2 separate regions of the Mus musculus genome follow, and region 2 is linked to region 1. The links are chromatin loops, found by intact Hi-C in ENCODE. Cell type or tissue: left cerebral cortex. All regions are shown on one strand.

What was found. A loop is a pair of places that touch in the nucleus more often than their neighbours do. Peaks named below come from ENCODE experiments on the same cell type or tissue, not always from the same donor. Only the 100,000 strongest peaks of a DNase experiment are listed, where the experiment ranks them.
Region 2: it touches region 1 in a loop (2.3-fold over the local background); 3 of 42 quality-filtered maps call a loop at or near these places.

The regions. Positions count from the first base shown.
Region 1 is chr3:129,587,535-129,595,534 of GRCm38, forward strand. All of the region lies in intron 2 of Elovl6 (ELOVL family member 6, elongation of long chain fatty acids (yeast)), which reads left to right. Among named protein-coding and RNA genes, the nearest start is that of Gm35986, 59 kb to the left of the region's middle. In left cerebral cortex, no CTCF peak of the experiment used is centred here; DNase peaks (open chromatin) are centred at 376, 1,452, 3,481, 5,856 and 2 more places; H3K4me3 peaks cover 730 bases; H3K27ac peaks cover 1,082 bases.
Region 2 is chr3:129,635,804-129,643,803 of GRCm38, forward strand. It overlaps Elovl6 (ELOVL family member 6, elongation of long chain fatty acids (yeast)), which reads left to right. Exons shown (of 5, transcript NM_130450.2): 5 at 1-2,692. Among named protein-coding and RNA genes, the nearest start is that of Gm35986, 110 kb to the left of the region's middle. In left cerebral cortex, no CTCF peak of the experiment used is centred here; DNase peaks (open chromatin) are centred at 4,649, 5,003, 6,019 and 7,680; H3K27ac peaks cover 1,379 bases.

The DNA.
Region 1 (8,000 bases):
TTACTAAATGGGTATTTAATAAATATTTTATAATAAATAAAGTAAATCCGTTACATCCATTCTTCATATTGTTGTGTTCACACACACTGCAGTAAGTTAGATTTGCTGCTGATAATTCTGGAAAATATGCATCATGTTTATAAAACAGGCAGCTCTCAGAGAAAAGCTTGCTTATCTGTCCCTAAAGTGACGTGGGGATTTGGAAATCCCATAGCCGGTTTTGATCAACATAAACAATTTGAATAATTCAGGTTAAAAATAATCCACATGCGAACTCCTTTGCCAAGCATGTTGTCTCATAATGCTCACAGAAATCAGAATCAGCGCAAAGCCCAGAGCAGCCCACGGGAACAGGAGCGGTGTTGTGGCAGACATTTCCTAAGTGTTTCATTGTGTTTGCTTCACTGTCCAAGGTGCAGATGCTAATGAGTTAGGAAGCTTCCATTACTGAACAAATACCAATAAAACAAAACTGCAAATGGAGTTTCTGCCCAGAAGTGGGAGTTCAGCTGCTAACAATCTTGATTCTGGTGTGAACCGAAGTGCACGCTCACCTATGTTTGCATACACACAGCTCATGTACAAATACAGGCACGGAGCTGCCTTTGATACCTCAAAGTGATTGCACGTGATGTTCTCATATGCCGATCTAAGATGCCTGGGGCCTTTTAGACAGGTTGAGCCTCGGTGAGTACGTGGAGGGATTACTGTCCTCAGCTCACACGATACAGTTCCACTTCAAGTCAACTGCCAGAATGGATGATGGCCAAGCTGTTGGTTGATTTGACTTATTACTTATCACTTATTACTGTGTTACTTTCATTTTCCTAAGGGTTTTCATGGGACCTTTGTCCTTTCCTTTTTTCCTTGGTGGTGGTGGTGGGGGGTGGTGGTGGCAGAGGTTGCATCCTGGGCTTTTCTTAAGTTGATTCTAATATGCTCTGACTTGACTAACTTAAGAACTAATAAAGGCCAAGATACCCAGGAAATGTGTGCAAGAGTTTTGAGTTCTGTTTTCTTGCTCTTTCCCGTGGGTTAGGTCAAGTCAGTGTTTTTATAGGAGGCTGTATAGATGTTATTGTGTAGTGGGGTGTGTGTGTGTGTGTGTGTGTGTGTGTGTGTGTGTGCACGAGCTTGAGTGTATGTGGTGATTACTACAGAATTCTTGTGACAGGGTTTTATTTACGTTGTTCTGGGTATCATGAAGAATCAAGAAGCCAGGCCTTGATTAGAAGGTGGGGATTTCCTTCACAAGGTGTGTTTCAGTCACAAGTCCATGTAACCTAATGCAGACCTTGAAACCTCACTGATGGTGTCATGCAATCTCCCTTGTCTCTCACTCTCTCTTTCTCGAGTGTTGACTCACAATTCAAGATGACAACTGGCAGGAGCAGGTCTGAGTCAGACCAAGGCAGAGAAGCAGAGGACCAAGACTCACACACACCCACAAAAGGGTGTGTCGTCAATGTGAACATGTTTTCAAATGCTTTCTCAAAGGCATGCCAGCCAGCCACTTGTGCCTACGTTGTCATTGCTGCAGCTCTGTCATTTGGCTGTCTCCATTGTCATGAGGAGGAAAAAGCAAGGCTGAACTGTGCTGGTGGGGGGGAAGTTGAGTCAAGGTGAGCCTTCATCGAGCCTGCCCGGGAGCCATCGTATGGGGCAGTCTCTTGGAAGACTCAAGGACTTCTGAATACTCTTATTTAGCTGTCAAGAAGGAAGAGAGTTCCACCATGCCCGGTTTCAAAACATTTGTCTCTAAAGCTCCGTGGGAAGACAACTTTATAGATTAGTTCAATGTTTGGAAATATTCTAATGTGCTAATCCTACCTTGATAGACATTTGTTTCAGTGGTTTTAAATCAGTTTACAGAGCCCCTGTACAATCATCCCTCACCCTGCTCAGTGCCAGGTACCCACCAGTCAGCTTTCTGTCAGTTAGCAGTTGTGTGTCCCTAAGGAAATACAGAACACAGTACTAATATTTGATATTCACAAGTATTTACTTTCTTTTCTGGGAGAAAAACACCCTCAACCTTTTGCAAAGTACAATTCAGTTTCAAAAGAAACATCTATAATCCTTTCCTCGAAGTAGATCTGTCAAATAATGGAAGATGATACTCTATTTTTTATGAAAAAAAAAAAATTGGTGTTACGTTGGAGGCCCCAAGTGGGTTATCTTGCTCAGCAATCTCATATTTACCCGGCCCCATCTATCTAGCCTTTCTTGGATTTTTAAAATCATATCGCCATGTTGCTGAGGACTTTGTGTCTTGCTTAGGAATCTAGGTGGCAGTTTTCTTAGTCCAGAAACTAGCACCATTGACACACAGGGTGGAGACGTCCGACCCAGGATTAAACACCAGAACAAGTAAGGAAGTGTCAGCTTTGACCGGGTGCCCATTGCTCATTGGAAAATACGAAGTGTGTTTGCAGAAAGCACGTGTTGAACCTTATATACTTACACCTCTGTGCGGCATGAGATCCACTTCGCTGCCAGCTTCCCACCTGGAGTGTGCTGACCTGGAACTGTAACCAACTACACACACGGAGCTTGGCTTATCTAGCCTCCGCCTCAGCCACTGCTAGGCTTCTCCTATAAGAGTGCAGGCTTTTGCTTCCGTTTCATCCCTAAGTGATACCACAAGTCCAAGCCTCGATTCCTCGATGTAGAACCATCTGTTGACTTTCAACGGCTTAGTTTTAGATGGAAGTTTGTATGGTCCACTGAAGCTGTCTTATTTAGGGTTTCTGTTGCTGTGTAGAGACACCATGACTGGCAACTCTTATAAAGGGAAGCCTTTAATTGAGCTATAGTTCAGGGGTTTAGTGCGTTACCTTTCATGGCAGAAAGCATGGTGACGTGCAGGCAGGCATGGCGCTGAAGTAGTAGCTGAGAGTTCTACATCTGCAACATCCCCCTCCCCCAAGACTTCATTTTAATTCCTAGTCTTTTATTTTCATTGTTATTAATTTTATATAGGTAATAGTAACGTTTAACTTTATTATAAACTAAAATTGGCTTTGACTTGTGGTACAGTTGCATTATCTTAAAGCTAGACAATCTGTGTTATTAACATCCACGGAGGTATTTTTGTGGGTAGGCAGTAGGTTATTTTTAGAAATACTTAAGGCAGAGGTGCTTAGAATGTGTGAACACGAGCTGGCGGGATAGCTCAGTCATTGAGTGTTTGCCATGCAAGCAGGCATGGGATGCTGAGTTAAATCCCCATTGTCCATGTAGAAAGCCAGAAGTGACTGGTGTGTACTCTGGGGAAATAGAGACACCCTGCAGCTCACTAGCCAGCTGCCATTAGGCGAGCCTCAGGTCCCAGTGACAGACCCTGTTTTCGTCACAAAACCACTTAGCCTTATTTTTTTAGATTGAAAGTCGTGTGTCATTTGTTCGCACTATAGAGGGCTTCTTCTGGTAGTTTCATTTCTGCAGTGTCACAGAAGCTTCGCTCTGAGCATGCGCTTTATGTCTGAGCATGCGCTGTACGCCGTAAAGCCACCTGTGAGCTGTACTCCCTGCTGACTCTCAAAAGAAAACTCAAAATTTCCTCGTCCTTGTCTAGAATCCGCACATGCCGAGCAAAACCAGCTTGCTCGTGCAGCAGAATCAATGTGCCTGTAGTCAAGCTCTTGTCTAATTAAGAAATGATCTTGGCAGCTTTCTTAAAGAGCCGGGGTGGGAGTGTATGTGGAAGCCGAATGTTGATGCGGATGGACTCCTCGGTTGCTCTTGAACGTATAAATTGTTCTTTCCACTCAGGTTTCTCTTGCAAAGCCAAACCTGAACTTATGAGGCCACAGACAGCTGGGGGAAGTGGCTCGGTGGACAAAGCAGTTGCCATGCAACCATGGAGCCCAGAGTTCACATCCCAGAATCCCAAGTCGAAAAGTCGAGTGGGCGTGGTAGCATGAGGTCTCTCATGCCTGTGCTCAGGGGTCACTGGGGTCAAGCTGGCTAGCTTGGCCAGCTAAACCACTGAACTCCAGGTCCAGTGAGAGTCTGCCTCAGTAAATCAAGAGCGACTGAGAAGGAAAAGATCAGGTGGTCAGGCTTAGTGGCTAAGTGCCTTGTTGAACTGTCTTGCTAGCCCAACTGGCCGTTCAGGGTAAAAAGGTCTCTAGTCACCACATATACAGATCACTCTGCTCTGTGATAGGATGGGCTCCTGGAGGACTCGCAGCTGTAGCCAATGTTCCGATTCTCTGCCCTTCCCAAATCCAGCGAGCACAAAGCAGATACTTGTAGACCAGAGACCAGCCAGACCCTTTCATAACTCCAGAGTTCCTTGGGTTGTGTGACCTGGGTTACCTTGGAAGCTTCACTGCCCTTTCAACTTCTGTCCACATAAGGATCTATGCGAGTACACGGGCAAAGGGCAGATATTAAAAACCTACGAACATGAGTTTCGAAATGGCCAAAAGGTGACGTGCTTCTTGCAGTCAAGAAGCTGGTATTTGCCAGAGGTCATTTGGGTTCACCCACTGCAGTTACATAGAATCAAGGGCTGAGTTCTGGCCAATAGCTAGTTTGGGCCATCTGCCTACTGTCCGCCAGCTTGATAGCAAAGAGGCGGAGACCAGTGTTACACACCTTGTTAGCCTTGGAGAAGCCCTCCACCTGTCAGTGCAAGGCAGAGGAACCACCTTTGTAACATTGAAAGGTGGTAACCCAATACTCTACTCTGAATGGCCGAATCCACCGCAGCCAGCACTGGCTGCCTTCTGACTGGTCGTGAAAAGAACGAGCAGCTTGCTGTCTAGTTTCAGGACTGCAGATAATGTGTGTGGATAATTACCAGTACATCATGGGCCTTTTAACTTTTTGTTTGTTTGTTTTGTTTTTTTCGAGACAGAGTTTCTCTGTGTAGCCCTGGCTGTCCTGGAACTCACTCTGTAGACCAGGCTGACCTCAAACTCAAAATCTGCCTGCCTCTGCCTCCTCCCAAGTGCTGGGATTAAAGGCATGCACCACCACTGCCCAGTTTTTTAAGGCTTTTTTTCTTCTTTTTTTGCCTTTTAACTTTTGATTGAATCAACTGAATGGATACCTGCGACTCCCCCTCCTTACTGCCCCCCAGTAAGTAATTAAATATGTACAGGAGCCCCCCCCTTCCATGATAAATAGATAGGAAGGAGAAAGCTAAATTTTTTTTTCAGAAACACCTCCTGTAGAAGGCTAATAAGAAGCGTCCTTTGTTAGCATCTCTTTCTCAGTATAAAGGCTTGAAGTGGGTCCCTTTCACCTGAGCTCAGAACCTTGTGACTTTTTGTGCTGATTTTTTTTTTTCAGTTGTATGTGTGGGGGAGAGCGTGTTATCTGTCTGTGTGTGAGTTTGGGTGTGGAGGCCAGAGGACAACTTTTAAGCCTTCCACTGTGGGCTCTACAGCTCCAGGTCAGGCCATCCATTCATCCAGTTCGTGCTTTTATTTTACCTTGAGCCAGCCCCTCCCCGCTCCCCAACACACACACACACACACACACACACACACACACACACAAATTTCTTTGAATAAAATATTCCAATTACTGCGGTACAGTATCACACCGTTCCATTTTCAGGCTGATCAAAGTAATCGGCTTTGTTTTTGGCAAACCCTTGCCTACCGAAACACGTTCTGCCCTGCTGACTTGGGTGCCCTTTTGACTTTGCTGGCAGCGGAGGAGGACCCATTAGAGGACAGGCTGTGCATTCCTTCACAGCACCGATGTCAGTTATTGCTGTCCACGATGTCTCTGCTGACTTTAATAGTCACACTGAGAAAATATGGTAGGTGGTGTTAGGCCCCAAAGGAGTGGGCACATAGACAGTGTTTTCCGGCCTTGCTCATCAGTGCCCAGTAGAACTGCTGAAGCTGCCTGGGAAGCCACAGCAAGCGTTCCACAAATGTTAAAAAACAAAACAAAAAGCTAGTGGGGTTACAGGAACTTGCTGGACACTTTTAGCAACCGGGGAAAGGAAAAGCCATCATTTTTTTTAAAGCTATCTAGATTTAGAATCTAGTAAGTTTGAAGCACAGACTCAGAGTCAGCTTTAGCATAAATTATCCCACCCACTAATATATTTTCTTTTCTCTTAAAATATGTCCCCAGTGCAAGATTCTACTTTAGAAAGAGGATCTTGCTGTGTAGCCAGCCGTGGTTGGCCTGGAACTCACTTTGTAGACCAGGTTGGCTCCAAACTCCTAGATCTACCTGCTCTGTGTCCCGAGCTCTAGGATCAATGGGATGGTCTACACAGCAACATGATAGCTGTTAAATATCCAATATGTTATGTATTTATTTGTATAACAGAGAGCTACTTATGGGAAGTTCTGTGATATAAGACTCAGGGCATTCGAAATTAAGGAAGACATCTACAACTCATTGGAATGTTGACGAGGTGACAAGCATGATGACTTAGTACACAAAAGAGATTAAGTGCTCTAGTTGGTGTGTTAAAGAGAAATAATAGCACAGTGGTAATGAATAAAACAAGCAGAGAATCTGAAGGATGGCAAGTTAGAGTTTATGTGGAAGTAAATAGAATGATTGGTTAATAGCAAAAGATTGTGTTACATATAGAAATACCAATTTCTTATCCTTGTATAACTTCCTATTGAATTTTTTTTTTTTAGATAGAGGATTTTAGAAAAGCTAGAGATTACACAACAAATCAGTTTACGTAAGAAGACACAGACACAAACATCTGTGCAGTGTGTCCATTAAGTTATGTGTTGTGTTTTTTGTAGGTGCACAGGTGTTTGGTGTATATAAATGTTCCTGTGGTCATGTGCATATGGGTATTTGAGTTTGGTGGCACATATTCTACCGTGTGTGTGTGTGTGTGTGTGTGTGTGTGTGTGTGTGTGTGTTTAGAAGCCCAGAGGTCAATCAGTGTTCTCCACTCTACATTTTGTTGGTTTTCAAGACAGGGTTTCTCTGTATAGCCCTGGCTGTCCTGGAACTCACTCTGTAGACCAGGCTGGCCTCAAACTCAGAAATCCCCCTGCCTCTGCCTCCCAAGTATGTCACCATGATCCAGCCTCTCTGCTTTTTAAGACAGGTGCTCACTGAACCTTGAGCTCATTGAGGGGAGCGATCCACCCATCCTCCTCCTACCCCACCTGCCAGGCCCTGACCTCATAGCCCAACATGGTGCCTGTTACATGGGAAGTAAGGGTCCAGAAACTCAGTCCCTTTATTTGCCCAGCAGGCACTTAACCTCCTGAGGTAACTCCCCTGCCACTCTAGCAGCTTACATTACATCTCGCCCTTAAGTAGTCAAGACCTCTTCCTGTCGGTTGATCGTGGAAAACCTCTGTTGTCAGTTGTTGACTTAATGCATGCAGAGGCCTTGCCCTCAACTGGGACACTGCTTTCCCGGTTTTCTTGTATAGTTTTCCACCCTGTGAAAATGTAATTGTTTTATGGATGAACATGGCTCAAGGAAAGATATACTTTCTTAAAAGAGAAAAAAAATGGTTTCCAGAGGTGCTTTTCAGTCAGTCGTAAAGCCAAACATTAGGGGCTGGTGAGATGGCTCAGTGCGTTAAGGAGCTTGCTGACCTCCATGTACCCTGAGATTGACCCTGTTAAGGAGCTTGCTGAGTTCCGTGTACCCGGAGATTGACCCCTGGAAGCCAGGTGAAGGTGGGAGGAAAGAGCTGACTTTGCAAAATTGTCCACTGCTATAGTGATGTGTGGGCACATGTGGGACCGGTTGGTGTCTGACGCATCCTGCAGTGTGTGTTCCGAGAGGGGAAGCCCCTGGGGATGCGAGGCACATCAGCCTTCCAGTTCTCCAGGGGAAAGAGACTGAGTTTCCTTGTGCTTAGCCATTTTTCCTTCTGAGCCCCCCCCCCCCCCCAAAACAGCACCGTCTGTCCTAACTGGAGTTCTGAGAAGCTTTTCTTTGAAGCCACACTGAAGAATCCATCCCAGCTACACACCACTCATATCCCAAACATCACCTGACTTGCAAATGAAGAAGAGATTACCGCTACATC
Region 2 (8,000 bases), 48 kb after region 1:
CCTTGCCTTATGGAAGAAAGTGAGCAAGATAATGAAAACCAAGAAGCCACCTATCAGTTGAATTGAGTCTAATCAAAAGGCCAGCCTGAGGCTCCTCTGGTCGGTTCAGTTTAATTTAGATATTTACCATAGAATACAGGTACAATATGGAAATCTCATAAGCATAAACTTTAAAACGACTAAGCTATGCTTCCAAAGCACTTTAGTCTCAGTGTTCTTCGCTTCATGCTCTCTCCACTTGTAAAATAACTTAGACTTTTCATTCGCAGGATGAGTATATAATAATTAAGTTTCCAAACCAGCTAAACTGTAGCTACAGGCAATTCCAGTGTTCACCATGGGAAGAAAAAGCCACATGTTTTTTTAAAAACACAGAATTCTGATATAGGCTCAGCACACAGTTTTTAACATATCAGCTTAGCTGCTCTAATTGTATCAAGATACGAGGCTGGACCACTGGCCTATGACACATCTAAAACCTGCCAGAATTGACTGCCACGTAGATAATACTGCTGTCAGTGAACATTCCGGGCAAGCAAGTTTTTGTAGCTGCCCCACTATGCTGCAATAGATTATCTTTCTATTGAAGATTTCTCGCTGCATTCCAATCCCAGTGTGGTGAAAACTTAATTCCTGGATTGAATGAACACAAATCCAAGGTTTCATATAAACGCAGTGCGGTCACTAGGTCTGAGCATCAACTCAAATGTGTTGAGTTTGCAATGAAATTCTAGTGAGAATCACTCCATTCACACAGTAGGAGATTTTTATCTGGACCTTCTAGTGTCAACTGTGAGGAGAAACAACAACTATCATTATTATTTATTTATTGTATTTATATCCAATGCCAGGCCAAAGTATTGATTTAGATCAAGCAGTGCCCTTCCCCCCCTCCCAACCCCCCATCTTTCTAATCCTTCTGCACTATAGAAAGTCAAGACTGGAGGGGAAATCCATATTCATTGCTGCAGGGGAAAGCAGGTTTATTAATCCTCCCGCTGTCTTTATGAGACCGATTGACCAATGTAGCTCAGGCAGAAGTTTCATGTGGGTGGGATATCTACAGGAGCCTAGGAAAACACTTCCAGAGAAGATAACCACAGACTGTTGTTTTTGTTCATTTGTTTTATATCTTCATGGTAAGATAAGCCTGTCACGGAGTTACAAGGCACCATGACACTAAGGTAGAATGTTCCAGAAGTCTGGCTACCTTCCCAGGCTGCTCAGTTACCTGGGAGTGTCTAGTTACTATCTTGTTCTGACGAGAGGAGCTTTTGCTCAAGAACTGCCAGATACAGACACCAAGTCAGCCCTGGCACACTCTACAACCTCCGGGCATAGGTAATGGGTCTTTGACTATTGGATTGCCTCAGTGTCAAGTGAGTTCCTAGAAGAAGAGACCGAGTAGGCTCCACCCCCCAGACTCCACCACACTCTGAGTTGCATTGGCAGGATCGGTGTCTAGACACAGTTCTTTGTGAAGTGTCAATGCTAGAGACAGTTGTGAGGAGATCATGATGACAGCCCAGAACTTTCTAGCCTTCAAATGCATCCTTTTCCAGTCTTTGTTTTGATAACAGCTATTTTGCTATCAGTTTGGGACAACAGTAGAGTCTGTGGCCATGTGATCTACAGCTTATGATCACACAGCTCCCATTTCCTGGTGCCTGAGATCCCAGCCATCAGAAAGTGATTTGGGTGAGAATTCACAACATATATGTCACCTCTGCATATTGAAGTGACATCTAATAAAACAAGGACGTCCTATTTTGTCTGAACCCGCTGAATGAAGCTCTGTTATCCTAGTTAGTCATTGGGCCGCCATCCTCTGTACCCGATAGTGACACAAAACAGATGTCGGTGCCTGTACAAGAATTCTCAGTGCCTGTTGTGACAGACTGTGCTTAGAAGAAACATTCGTGAGCCATAAAGCAGGAACCACAGATGAAAGGGCCAGTTAAAAGTCCACCTGCTCCAAGTATCATAGAAAACCCAAAAGCCTGTTGTATAATCTGGTATTGTCCCCATCCCCAGATGCTTTGAAAACTAGGATTCTCAGAGCATGGATACCCACGCTTCCATCTTCCCACAAACATTTCCTAGAGTTGTACTGGTGGGTGCAGCGCCTAGGTGGTTGGTTGGGGGAAGTCTTGGAAGCTGTACTTTGATTGCAGGTCAAGCAAAGCCAAATCCAGATATTTCTGTGTCACTCACCAGTTGTCCATGTCCACCCACAAAACAATTGTATTATAGTCAAGTTGTCCTAGCTGATTGGTCCTCAAATAAGGATGCAACTATGTTTGCAACCCAGTTAGGACACATTTGAAAGAACCTGACTCACTAGCATCTAAACAATATCATTTCCCCAATGCTTGGTGGCACTTCAGACTTTTGTTCTCCTGGTTGATCAAGGTGTTGCCTGGTGGTGCCGCCTCCTAGTGTGAATATTTCAGTTAAGTGTGGGTCTGAGCATGACCGGGCTGGGCTTAGCTCACTGCTACTTGGAAAATGACTGGCATTCTGCTTCCTAGGCCCTAAACCCATATTCAGAGGGAAAATTCACTATCAAGCCTCACAGCGAAATCACAGCAGTGTTGGAATTCTTATTTTCAAGTGCTTATCTCACAACATTGAAAAATATTTTTGGTGTATTAAGATTTAAAATAAAGTCATCATAACTTTTGATTTAAAACTGTTTCTAGTTCTTTGTTGTTTTCTGGTCTGGAGCGGTCCAAAGAGGACACTGTAGGCCATCCAGAATTCTCTGGAAAGTCATTCCTATATCCATGTGCTGATAGAATACACGAGTGGCTAAGATTGCTCTTGCTTTCTCTGGCGACCCACCAATGACATACAAGGACTATGAACATGTGGGTGTCAATTCCACAAGGTACCTAGCTCCTCCAGAACGCCTTTCATGGTTACAGCATCTTACAGATGACACTGTTCACATTGCCTTTTGGCTCTTCATGAAGTCTTTCTGAGATAAATGAAATAGACTCCAGTTAAAACCGCTGTGGTGGAGGCAAATATAGAGATAACATCCCCTTAGACATTGCAATTTTGCTATACCCATTCATTTGACAAGAAGTCCGATGTAGGGGGCTGGAGAGATGGCAGTGGTTAAGAGCACTGACTGCTCTTCCAGAGTTCCTGAGTTCAATTCATGGTGGCTCACAACCATCTGTAATGGGGTCAGATGCCCTCTTCTAGTGTGCCTGAAGACAGTTACAGCATACTCATATACATAAAATAAATAAATCTTTTAAAAAAAAGTTGAATATAAATTGAAAAATCCAGTACTGAGCCCTGAACTTAATCATGTCGAAAGGCAAAGTATTTCAGGGCAAGATACGCTGGAGAAAACATTTAGACTGTCTAGACCAGGCACCCTCTGACCTGAAGAGTCTAACCTTTCCAAGTCTGGGTGCTCAACCCACTGTTGGGCAGGTATTTGCTGGTCAGTGGTTTATGTCATTCTCTGTGGTTTTGGGGGACCTTGCTGGGAAGCATTGATGTTTTAAAACCCAAGAACCTGATGTTTGTGGGGTTTTCCTCCGCTAGAGGATGCCATTCACCTTATCCCAGAATATATCATTAAGATAGAAAATGTACTTTCTTAATTCAGGGTTGGTGGGGTATAAATGTGTATCATAAAGGGGTTTTATCAGTATCAACCAGAAGGGCGTAAGAAGAGAACCAAATACGAACTTATAGCTTCTGTTCTGATGTGTCTGAAGAAACAGGTTTCAGAAGTGAATATACCAAACAAAAAATGTATATACAAAGTTACCCTTACTCTACCACTTCCTAGCTCTAGATAGTGCCGTGACTTTGACACTAAGAAATCTCATATCAGGCTTCCTACAAAAAGAATGTGTTACTGTAGTGTGGCACTAGAGTGGGCTTGGGTTTTTATTTCAGAACTTTACTTTGGTATCTTAAGCCGGTGGTCACAGTGGATATTCTGCATCAATGATCAGATCGGTTAAAATAACCAAAACAGCTGTGCCTGGTATCTCCCAGGCTTCCCATATCTATACAAAGGCTTTGGACGATTTCTGTGTCTGACACCAAATTGACAGGCACAGCTAAACACAGGCACGTGTGAATGAGTGCATGTTTGCATTCTACAAAACACAGAATTTCTTTCCTTCTGGGTCTGTGTTTCCTGTTTGGACTGACTTGACTGTAAGCCTCAGCTGCTTCTTCCTACAGCAGAGGATCATCCAGTCACAGACTACAACCTGTACAGCTACCAGAATAAACCGTCCTCCTTTCTAAGTTGATCATCTCAGGTATCAATCATAACAAAACACTGGTTGCTCTAGCCTTTTTACATCTTTAAATTGCCTTTGGTTGGAGGTGGGCACCTCTGGGATTTTATTTATTTATTATTATGTATTTATGGAGTCTGGGTTGTTATGGAAGAGATCGTGTGACACACTACGGAGTCGCAGGGTTAAATCCATGTGGCAGCCTTCTCCTGACTCAGGCCTGCTTCTCACACTAGGATTCTGTCTTCTCTGCTATCTTCAGCCTCCCTGGGTGGGAACCCTGGGTAGAGCTCTGAGGTTCACACACAGCTTCCATTCTTACTGACTACACTAATTCCTTTCATACTACAGGGGAAATTACCCCCCCCCCCTTGCACGGGGTGTTGCTTGGCCATGTTTTATTCATGAAAACTCCAGTGGGTGTTGGAGGCAGCCAGTACCTCTGTGAGGAGAAAGAAAATGTTGCCCGAATCCTCTGTGGCTCATAGTTACACATGAGTTGCTCTAAAATATCAGAGCATTTTTGTAAAATGAGCACTTGGTCTCCAAGAGAGAAACAATTATGGTTTCCACTGAGTTTTCAAATAATAAAATCAATAGAACATAAACAAACTGACTTTTCATACGGACTTAAGGAGCCCTACCAACTCTGCTCATGGTATGTAATCTGACTGGGAGCCACTAGCCTCTAAGGGCTTTGTTTTGTTTCTGGATTGCGGTCCCACACAGATTCCCCTGACATCTGCCGGATCTCTTGCATCTAACTCTAGAACTCACCAGAAGGGAAGAAAGCGAGCTGTCTTGAAGTGGATCAGGTGTCCTCCTCCAGTCTTTATTAAACTCGTTAGTGCATTTTTCTCCTGGCCCTGGAAATCTCTCCACAGAGCCAGGCTCCCAGCCAGCAGTTTCTTCTCTCCATCAGTCACCTCTGCCTTGACTCTGCAGTGAGATAGGACATGGCTTCCCGTAGTTAGATGGTCTGTGAGGAAGCTCCTCCTTCCACCAAGGAGCCAAACAGGTCAGGGAGACAGCAGATGGAGTTGGGGTCTCTGTCCCACTCCTGAGCTAGTCAAAGGTTTTCCTGGGTAGAGGTCACGGACCGAGTTTCCGTTCCTCTGTGAATTAATGTCCTCAGCCCCACAGTGAGTGGGCTGCTGAGAAGGCTTGCTACCCCTACCCAAGATGTACCTGAGACCCATAGACAGCGACTCCTTTCCTGTTCTCCCTCTCAGGTAACCTTTATCATAGGTACAGACATTTCTGAGACTGACTGAAGTCACCCAGACTATCCGCTGAATGAAAGAAACACACACACATACAGCACATGCACACACATGCATTCACATGCACTTCATACAGTGAGGACATACTTAGTCTCATACACGTCCAACCTTTGCAGTGGGGATTGGCTTTTTTTTAATTAAAAGAGCAAGCACAATAGCTTAGACTGTATTTATTCCTGCCTCACAGCCGTCACATGGGCTCCATTCCCTGTGTGGAACATGCAGACTAGGCACCCCTCATCCCTGTCCTTCCACCTCATGGACCTTGTCACTGCAGGAAACAGGATTGGTTGTCTGTCCCAGCATGTCCATTTTACTCCAGATTTCTAGAGACTGGTAGAGAATTAAAAATTTGCTAGAAGAGTAAAGGGACATTAACATATGGTTATTAATATAATACATGCCACAGTAGCTCTCTGGCTTCTTCACACCCACGCATAGAGAGGAGAAGCGTTGGTGGCTTCCGTTGTAAGCATCCATCTGTTCTTTGTGTCTGTGCGGTGCGGGTGGAAGCTAAGGGCCGTGGCCACTTCCTCACCAGTTGGCCACCCTATGTTTTGAGACGAGATGTTTCACAGATGCCTTGAGCTTGCTGTGATCAGAGAGCCCCAGGGGTCCATCCCACCCAGCTTATTTTATGTGGATGCTGGGGGTCAAAGTGTATTTTATGTGGATGCTGGGGATGAGTGTCCCCAAGCCGCGTGGAGAGTGCTTCCTTAACTTAGTCATCTCCCCATCCCCGCAATGTTCACTTCTAGGCAGCAGGCCTGTGCCCTCGACCTCTGGATAGGAGCATTTTCTTATCCCACTGGGAATGTCACCATTTCCTGTGGTGCAGTGTCTGGGATTAACAAGTGTCCTCTTTCAGGCTTGAGGGTACAGGTCTGGAGATGGGGATAGGTGTTTGACCATTCTGGGCCTCGGTTTTTCATTTGTGCAAAAGATGGTTCTGACCGGATAGAGGACTGACATAGATACTACTCATGGAACCTTTAGCATAGTTCTGACATAGACAGTAAGTATGGAGCCTTTAGCATAGTTGTTGATACCTGGAACTTCTGGATGAATGAATGCTAGTCAGTATCATTGCATCTTCTGCTGTTTCTTTCTCTTCTCCAGATGTTACAACTTACTCCAAGCAATCATACTGGAAACATCCATCAGTAAAGTTTCCTACCCATTCTTTGTTCAAAATATGAACTATAATCAAAACTTAGAGAATCAGATGTAGGTGTCAATACACAAAAATACATGTCAATAATTATACCATATTTCAACTCAAGTGATTTAATGTTTGGTTTGACATTCTTGTTTCCATTTGGTTTTGTAGATTCATTCACATAAAATAAGCCAAGACCTTTGGGGGGCAGGGGGAAGGGCTTCCCCTGAATGTCCACTGCTGACTGATGTCTTTCTAACCTGCCCTGGGATGGTGGTCATTTTATTTGTTTGTTTTGTTTTGTTTTCACTATAGGCGCACCTCTAACATAACTATCGTGAGGGCAAAAAAAAAAAAAAAAAAAAAGAATTTTTTAAGCAGTAGAGGGTAACTTCTGTATTTTGTAGCTTAAATGTAGCTTAAACTTCTTTATAACACAATTTACAATTGCCAGGCTATTGTATAAGTTTAAATAACCTGAATGTAAAGTGGGATGGCTTTCCATCCCACTTTAGCGTGGTTTTGATGGGCAAGCTTGTCGGGCCTCTTACCAATGCCTGGAAGTCAAGATGCAGGATTGCTGAGAGTTGAAGGTCAGACTCCACGATACCTAAACAGACCAAACCTAGGAGGAACAAAAGAAAGTAGAGCGAGAGAGAGAGAGAGAGAGAGAGAGAGAGAGAGAGAGAGAGAGAGAGAGAGAGAACATAGCCAAGTCCCTGAAGATTATTTTCAAAACATCCCAGCTGGATTTCTCCTGTAAAATGCTAAGCTAACTAAACATGAACCTGTCGTCCAGCTCCGTGACCACATATTACTCACTGAGAAGTATGACCCGACACAAGCTAGTCACTAAGCTTCCGTTTTTAAAGTATCTGTAAGGAAGCCACGGGAAGAAAGTGTCCCTGCTGTCAGCCAAGAAGTCGCCTTTACTAATTTGTCAGCACAGAGTCAGCAAGCTGTTATGGAGCTTAAACAAGGCGGTTTGTGTTAACTGTGGGGATTATATAAAGCTCGTCTCTGTTAGACATACATTGCCTCTAAGATCTCCACGCACTTTCCACTTCTGCATTGTTTTACCGTTAGATTACATGACTGCATTTCAATGATAATAGCTGCCCCTGGGCAATGGGTCAATGGAGTTGAGCCTTCATTAGCGTCCAGCCTGCAGACCACAGTCTAATATTCATGAGTCCTGAATTTTTTCTTCTACTCTTTCATTACCTTTATGAATGCATTGATGTCTCCATATTCAATGCATTTGACCCAACTGGAGTCCTT